2 separate regions of the Mus musculus genome follow, and region 1 is linked to region 2. The links are chromatin loops, found by intact Hi-C in ENCODE. Cell type or tissue: heart. All regions are shown on one strand. Links, peaks and the distances in the headings refer to the core of each region. The heading gives the core; the rest is flanking DNA.

Region 1 (4,388 bases), core at 137-4,136, 230 kb before region 2:
CTGTTTAAATCCTTGCCCTGACTTCCCTCAAGAATGGACTGTGACCTGGAAGTGTAAGCCAAATAACAGCCACCCCACACACACACACACAAGTTGCTTTTGGTCAGGGTGTTTTTAATCACAGAAGGGAAAACAACAATATCCAGCCATCTCTTCTCTGTGTGGCCAGCAACTGTGTTATGTTTCCATTCCAGAGCCTTCCTCTCCTTCCACTCCAGAGCCATGCGTCTTTCTTCCCATTCAACAATACAAACTGAATATGACGAATTTCTCAGGTTCAGTGTGGTTAATATCAGACTCATTTTCTACCCTAAACCTTCGACCCTGTGGGGACTTGTAACTGCAGGCTTTCCCACTCATGAATAAGCTCCCCAAAATAATGACTCTGAGATTTCTTACCTATGAATAAAATGTCTAGGCCACTACTTTTGGCTTGGTTCTGATAGTTCATAATCTCTACAGAGATTCCTTGACTGTTTTAACTGCATGCCCAATAGTACACAACCTGACAGTCCTGGGTGTCACGACTGGCCTCTCCCCGTCACCATTCAGCATCCGACGGTCAGCAAACCCTGTGGGTTGTCCCTCAAACACAGCTCTGCCCACTTCTCCCCTAGATTTCCCAGACTGCTCTTTCAGGTCATATATGGATTCTCCTTTGGCTCCTTCAGCTAATTTTACCCCCTTCACCCCTTTGCAGCCAAATGGTCTTTCCATTCCCAAGTGGGAAAGGTGCAAAGGATTAGCTCAGTGTGAGAACAGGAGGCTAAAGGAGAGGTTTAAATCTATACTCAACCAATGCCACTATGCCAGAGAAGAGAGGATCTCGGGTTCCAGAAGTCCATGCCTTCCTCTGCTCCTAATTAACTATAGAACTCAAAACCTTAAGCCCGAGCCTCCGTTCCTGTTAAGGAAGCTTGAAACTTCCTTCCCTGTTGTGACTAGAGCTTTGCTGCCAAGTTTTTAAAAACTTAAAATCGCTTCCCGAAGATAACCAATGGGCTGGAGGGCTATGGGAATCACAGAACTCAATCCAGGATGTATTACTTTCTTTCCTGATGCTATGGTGAAATATACAGACAAAAAGCAACTTACGGAAGTGAGGATTTATTTTGGCTTATGGTTCTGCAGGAATACAGTCCATAGTGGTGGGCAAAGAATGGCTTTAGGAGCTGGGTGGGCTTGATTTCATCCTCAAAATCCGATCCCTCCCAGTGACATACTCCCTCCAGTAAGGTTCCTCCAGTAAGGTTCCACAATCTCCACAAAGAGCATCACCAACTGAGGACCAAGTGTTCAAGTATCTGAGCCCATGAGGGACATTTTATTTATTTCTTTGTTTGTTTGTTTGCTATATATGGTTATATACGAGTACACTGTAGCTGTTTTCAGACACACTAGAAGAGGACATTGGATCTCATTACAGATGGTTGTGAGCCACCACGTAGTTGCTGGGATTTGAACTCAGGACCTTTGGAAGAGCAGTCAGTGCTCTTAACCACTGAGCCATTTCTCCAGCCCCATAAGGCACTTAAAAAAAAAAAAACTCGGACCATTATACAGAACCTCTCTGACGTTTTGGTAAACTCTACAGCTCTGAGGTCTTTCTTTGCAGTGCTGCTGAGCATGAAGAGAAAGTGCACAAGACCCATCCTTATTGGTAATTTTGTTTACATTTTGTTGTAGAGGCTAGTTGGCTTCAAACTTTCAACCCTCCTGCCTCAGCCTCCCCATTGCCAGTACTATAAACACTCACCACCATTTCTAACTTTCACTAATGAGTCTCTTCATAAGAGGAATCATGAGTAATCACCTTGTGAAGGGTTATTATATTTTGCCAGATGTCACTTTTTGGTACAACAGAGCAGAATTTTGTCCGAGAGTGCTAGAAAGTCAAATGTAAGTGGGGTTCTATTTTCCCATCAGCCTGAGCTCCCCTCCAGGAATCCGCAGGATCTCTTGCTTGATTTGAAGGAAACCACACTCTGGGAAGAATTCACTTGTGTTGGAAAAAGACATAGCGAATCCAGATGGCAGATCCTTGTCTTCCTGGATGTTCCTCCCTGTGGCTGCTCCAAGTCTATATTTAGCATGATCTGAGTAAGAAACACACGCTGGGCTAAACTCGGCCCAGAACATCAGCTGTGATTTGTGGCCAGTAGCAGTTATAAATCTCCCAGTTGGAATCTCATCCGGTTGCTACTGGATGGGCTCATTTTCCTTACACCCCACAGCTGTAAATATGTAGAATTAGACTGGACAAGAGGCAGCCCTGTTTATATTGTCTCTCTGTCTGTAATTGTATCTGTTTGCTCCACTGGTTGTTGAACAAGATGAATGCCTTTAAATCCCATTATTAATTATGGTCATTTATTCGAGGGCACTGACAGTGAGCCAACAGAAGAAGAAGAAAAAAAAAAGGCAGCTTCAGCCACACTCACCCTGTTGTGGATTTTCTACTGGGAAAAATAAATCCTGCATATCTACCAGCTACTGAAAATGGTAGGTTTACCACACAGGGGAAAAAAAGACCATAGTAGGTAAAGATATTTGAGCCAAGCTAGACTTTAGGAACATGGTGACCTTGGGGTGAAGCCAGTGGAACTGGCTCCGTGTCCATGTATGGGGATTGAATTTGTGCGGGAGTGGGGCTGGCAGTGTAGGCACACCAAAGCACAGAATTCAGTGTTCACATTTCAGGGCTATTCCTGGATGACCAGCTTGGGTCCTTTGCTAGCCCAGGGGAACGTCCCCACCAAGCAAGTGAGGTCTGGCTAGGTAAGAGAACAGCATGTCTAGCCAAACCTGGATAATACAACTCTTTTTGAAGACTGTGTCTGTGTTCATTGTCCACTTGACAGCATTTGGAGTCACCTAGGAGGGGAGCCTGCAGGCACACCTGCGAGAGATGCTCTTGATTAAGTAGGGATCGAGGTAGGAGGACACACCCTAAAAGCATCATTCTCTGGGCTTGGGCTCTGAATCCCCTGTGAAGGAGGGAGCTAGCTGGGCACCAGCATTAATTTGTCACCTTCCTGGATGTAGATGCAATGGTGCCAGCCACCTCCACCTTTGCTTTCCACATCATGATGAACAAACCCTCAAACGATGAATCAAGAGAAGCTTTTCCTCCCTTAAGTTGCTTTGACAGGGTGTTTTATTACAGCAGCAAGAAAGGTAATTAAAACAGGGTCTTACTATGTAATCCAGGCTGGCTTTGAGCTCACTGTGAAGCCCAGGCTGGCCTTGAACTCTGTATCTACCTGCCTCTGCCTCACAAGTTCTGAGAATACAGAACATGGCACCGTACCCGACACAAGCCAACCCATTCTGTCAAGTTCACGGAGCTCACGGGTTTATGTCTATCGATCCAGATTATTTCTTCCCAGGTGTAGCAGAAGATCCTCCATCTACCTGTATACTCCCACCATGTGCCCAGTTAGGTAGAAACTTTAGACCAGCACTTCTCAAACTTTGACCCTTTAATTCAGTTCCTCATGCTGTGGTGACCCCAACCATAAAATTATTTCCATTGCTACTTCTTAACTGTCATTCTGCTACTATTATGAGTTGTAATGGAAATATCTGTGTTTTCTGATGGTCTTAGGCAACCCCTGTGAAAATGTCATTTGACCCCAAAGAGGTCTCGACCCACAGGTTGAGAACCACCAGTGTGTTCGACCATGCATTTATAGAAATGTGCATAAACCATTTTTCTTTTTGGAAATGCATGTTGTCATTGGCTGTGTGGTGTGGAGATCACGAGCGCAGGTCCTCAGAGCAGACCGATTTCCTCCTGGCGATGCTGTCTACCTTACAAGCCATGACTTCTCAGAAGAGGTGGTTAGGGGTGCTCAGTTAGGAAAACTCTTGCCTCACAGGCATAAGGAACTGAGTTTGAGCCCTAGAAGACACATTTAAAATAGGGGTGGAATGGCGCTCACTTAAAATCCAAGACCTGAGGAAGCTGACAGACAGATCCCTGGGACTCACTGACTAGCCACCCTAACAAACAGGAACTGGATAGATGGCTCAGAGGTTAAGAGCACTGAATGCTCTTCCCAGAGGCTCTGAGTTCAAATCCCAGCAACCACATGGTGGCTCACAACCGTCTGTAATGAGATCTGATGCCCTCTTCTGGTGTGACTGAAGACAGCTACAGTGTATAAATAAATCTTTAAAACCAACCAAACAAACAAACAAACAAAAAACCTAACAAACAGAAAAAGGTGTATAGTGATGGTGAGGAATAGCACCCAAGATTCTACACACACACACACACACACACACACATACTCATATATACATATACACGGACTCACTGCCCTGAACACAGATAGTGAAGGATTATAGTGAGCAGTCAGTTATGCAAACCCACCAGGGCCTAA
Region 2 (4,388 bases), core at 262-4,261:
CCCCAGGGACCAGGTCCTCACATGGTACATAGACAGGCCTCTGAAAAAATAGTCATACACATAAAATATAAAATAAGATTAATTAAAAAAATAACAATGAAGAATTTTATTTTCTGAACAGAAGTTGAGTTTTCGTTTTTAAAATATTTCTGTTTGTACCTCCTACACACAAGGACCACAGTATGCACCCCTGAGACAGAAACAGCTGAGCAGTAGAATCAAGAAGAGTTTCCTCTTGCTTAGCCTGGTGTCCCCAGCCACCTCCAAAATGAGCAGGTAGCCGTAGGGACCAAGCAGAGTCCTGCTCCCACCAAAAATGGCAAGACTTAGTGCCAGCAGGAGGTGAGGGGTGGGGGAGGGGTGTTTTCTGGTGAGGCCAGGAGTTAGCTGGACCCCACCAGGTAGTCAAGTGAGCTCCTAACCCTGACGGCGCCTCCTGCTGAGCACACAGGTTGTTGCTTGGTGACAACCACTTGGGACTCTAACTAAAGGCATCCCATTTACTGGAAACCCACAGATGCACGCAGGTGGCAGCAGGCTGATTGACAGCCTCTGGCTGCTCTCCCTGTGGTTCCCTCCTTTCTGCAAAGCCCATCCTTTAACCCCAAGCAAGAGCTACACAGTTACAACCTTTTCTTGAGACCCCTTTGGCTGAGTGGAGCTCTAGTAACAGTCATCTTTGAATGGCTTCATGGTCTCAGGAGGCTCTCCCTGTTGCTTAACATAATTCTTTGCCTTTCACATTCATTGTTGCCTATGGGTTTCATTCGTTAGACATGAACAGGTGTTGGGCTCTGCTCTTGGGAGCTCTGATGGCCTTGACTGTCCCAAACTTCTGCACTCTTCTGGGTATATATTTTTTAAAAAGTTCATTATTATTACTATCATTCTCATCATCACCATCATTCTCATCATCATGGCTATTCGTGTGCATGATGTATATATGTGTGTCGAGTCCCACTCGACCAGCAAGAAAGATGCAAACACCGGTTCTTCTTTAAGCAGTTTACTCAGACAGCTACTTACTTCAAATCCCCTGCCTCTCTAGTTACAAGTGTTTTTCTCCTCTCCAGCCACAACCACGCCCCCACCAATTACCACAGGTCACATCACCTCACCAGGCAGGCTTTCTCAGCCAATCAGGGATTAAGGGCGGGCCATCCACCAAACATGGGCTTGTTTACTACCTGGAGCAGACTTCCATCCTGCTGACCAGGAAGTCCGGAATGGCTCCCTACATATGTGTGAATGTGAATGTGGCTACCATGTACGATGAAGCATATGCAGAGGTGAGAGGACACCATTTAGAAGATGGCTCCTCTTACCTTGTTGAGGCAGGGTCTTTCTTGTTTTTTCTTGCTTGCATATTTCAGGCTAGCTGACGTTCGGGCTTTTAGCTGATCTCCTGTCACTGCCTCCCACCTCAAACGAGGAGTGCTGGAATGACAGATGAATTCCACATCTGGCTTTTTGCCATGGGTTCTGGGGATTGAACTCAAGTTATCAGGCTTGTGAATAAAGCCATTTCTTGTGGGCAATCACACCCGCAGCTTTCCTGACACTGACATCTCATGCCTGAAATCTGTATTCCCACACTAGCCTCCAGCTTGGCTCTCACAGCACCAACTCAGCTTCGATTGCTTGCAAAGGCTTGGGGCTGCTGCTGCCATTGGACCGTCAGCCCGTGACAGTTATCCCAGATGAGCTGCTCACTAAACATGAGCAGAGATACTGCCTGCTAACAGAGAGGACTTAAGGGTCTCCTGATAACATCCGCTCATCCAGGATCTAATAAAAATACAGCTGTCATAACAGAACCGGGGACAATTACAACTGGAAAAAAGAAATCAGGTTCTGCTGCCAGGAAGAATCAGATACTGGAATTGTCTGGCAACGATCTTAAAGAAGCCATCACGAAAGTGACAGTACATGGTAAATATAGCAGTTAAGAGAACTTGCTGCTTCTGCAGAGGACCTGCATCCCAGCACCTACGCAGAGCAGCGCAGACACCGGAAACTCCGACTTCTGTGGACATGGCGCCCTCTTCTGGCCTTCTCATGGATCTGCACGTATGCATATGCAAGTGCACACAAACACGCATACATGATTTAAAAAGAAAATATTTTTTTAAAAAGAGTAAATCCAATTATGATTTACAAATGAAGAAACAGATTTTAGCAAGAAAACAGCACTCATACCAGAGCCTAGAGGAAGTGATAGAATTGAAGATTAAACTTTGAAACAAAAGAATCTCTCTGGATGGGCTCAATAGAAGAATGTATATTATATGTCAGGGGAAATCAGAGAAAGCAATAGAATATGTACGATCTGAAAAACAGAGGCGAAAAAAACCTAAAATGAAAAAGTGCAGTGCATTAGGGGCCAATGAGAATGCAACAAAAGATCCGACACTCACCTCTTAGGAGTATGCTTAGATATGCTAAGTGACCATATAATAGTACAGGCTTAACAAAATTCATGACAAGATATGTTATATTAATATATTAAGCTAAATATGCTGAGGGACCAGAACATGTCTATGATTTCAGTGGGGACTGTGGCTGAAGCATCACCAGTTCAAGGCCAGCCTGGGCTGCAGAGTGAGACTTTGTCTCAAAACAGAAAGGAATAAGACACAGAGAAGGGCTGGGGATACACACACACACACACACACACACACACACACACACACACGTCATAAGAAGATATTCTTAGGGCCTGGAGGTGACGCTCAGTTGGTAAAGCGCTTGCCTAGCATGCATGAATCCCCCAGTTCAAGCCCAGCATTCATACACTGACTATGGTGGCACATGCTGGGAATCCCAGTCCTTAGGCAGCCGTGCGTGGCAAGAGTGTCAGAAGTTCAAGGTCAGCCTGGGTTATATGAGACTCTGTCCTTAAAATATAAATAACAGGAAGGAAGGGAGGAAGGGAGGGAGGAAGGAAGGAAGGAAGGGAGGGAGGAAGGAAGGGAGGAAGGGAGGAAGGAAGGAAGGAAGGGAGGGAGGAAGGAAGGGAGGAAGGGAGGAAGGGAGGAGGAAGGGAGGGAGGAAGGAAGGAAGGAAGGGAGGGAGGAAGGAAGGGAGGAAGGAAGGAAGGGAGGGAGGAAGGGAGGGAGGAAGGAAGGAAGGAAGGGAGGGAGGAAGGGAGGGAGGAAGGGAGGGAGGAAGGGAGGGAGGAAGGGAGGAAGGGAGGGAGGGAGGAAGGAAGGGAGGAAGGAAGGGAGGGAGGAAGGAAGGAAGGAAGGGAGGGAGGAAGGGAGGGAGGAAGGGAGGAAGGGAGGGAGGGAGGAAGGAAGGGAGGAAGGAAGGGAGGGAGGAAGGAAGGGAGGAAGGGAGGAAGAAAGGGAGGGAGGAAGGAAGGGAGGAAGGGAGGAAGGGAGGAAGGGAGGGAGGAAGGGAGGGAGGAAGGGAGGAAGGGAGGAAGAAAGGAAGGAAGGAAGGGGGGAGGTGGATGGACCGAGAGAAGGAATAAAAATCTAACCATAAGAGGCCACACATGTAAATGAGAATGGAAACATAGGAGAAAGCATTTGACTTTGGGCTTAAGAATTCTTAGACCAGCCGGGCGTGGTGGCACACGCCTTTAATCCCAGCACTGGGGAGGCAGAGGCAGGCGGATTTCTGAGTTCGAGGCCAGCCTGGTCTACAAAGTGAGTTCCAGGACAGCCAGGGCTACACAGAGAAACCCTGTCTCGAAAAACAAAAACAAAAACAAACAAACAAACAAAAAAAAGAATTCTTAGACCTAGGCCCCGAAGTGTGACCCGAAAGAGGAAAGGTGGATAAGCAGGAGCGCATTTCATGATAACACTTTGGTTTCAAACAAACAAACAAACAAACAAACAAACAAAAAACTGCTAAAGGAAGAAAGAGAAGGCACAGACCCGAAGACCACATTTATCAATCCCTGGTTGGGAAAACAGTCTTGTAAGCCTGTAAGCTCAATAGAAATAGCTGATGGGAGACCGGTGACAAGCGTGAGTGTTCATGTTCACTGGTGGCCTTTGCAGATGGTGAGTGGGACAGATGTCCATCCTTGCTCACTGCCAAGGTACAGTCATCAATGCAGAGAGCAGATCCGGTGTAGCAGACTTGTGACTGAACACTATTTTCTACAATAAGCTTATTGGGGCACAGCCCCGTGGGAAACCACGCAGTCCCTGTCTGCTTTCATAACTGAAGCCCATAGCATCTCTCGGGCTCACGCTTGTGTTCTCTGGTATTTTGGTGCACACACAAAACCACAGTCTCACCATGACAACGCCACAGGAGGGTGTCGCTACCTTAACTGTCTCTTGGCCCCCAGTGTTCATCCTTCCTGCCTTCTTTGGTGTTCTCCAAATCCTTATTTATTTATTTATATTTAAATATCAAGTCACGTGTTT

What was found. Hi-C counts contacts between places; a loop is a spot of excess contacts. Peaks named below come from ENCODE experiments on the same cell type or tissue, not always from the same donor. Only the 100,000 strongest peaks of a DNase experiment are listed, where the experiment ranks them.
Region 1: a loop joins it to region 2, with 2.5 times the contacts of the local background. A loop is called at or near these places in 9 of 42 quality-filtered maps.

The regions. Positions count from the first base shown.
Region 1 is chr13:51,196,142-51,200,529 of GRCm38, reverse strand. It overlaps the pseudogene H2af-ps2. Among named protein-coding and RNA genes, the nearest start is that of Gm46414, 10 kb to the left of the region's middle. In heart, for the core only: no CTCF peak of the experiment used is centred there; a DNase peak (open chromatin) is centred at 2,119.
Region 2 is chr13:50,961,922-50,966,309 of GRCm38, reverse strand. No RefSeq gene overlaps it. Among named protein-coding and RNA genes, the nearest start is that of Gm32613, 27 kb to the left of the region's middle. In heart, for the core only: a CTCF peak has its summit at 2,056 (motif pointing left); no DNase peak of the experiment used is centred there.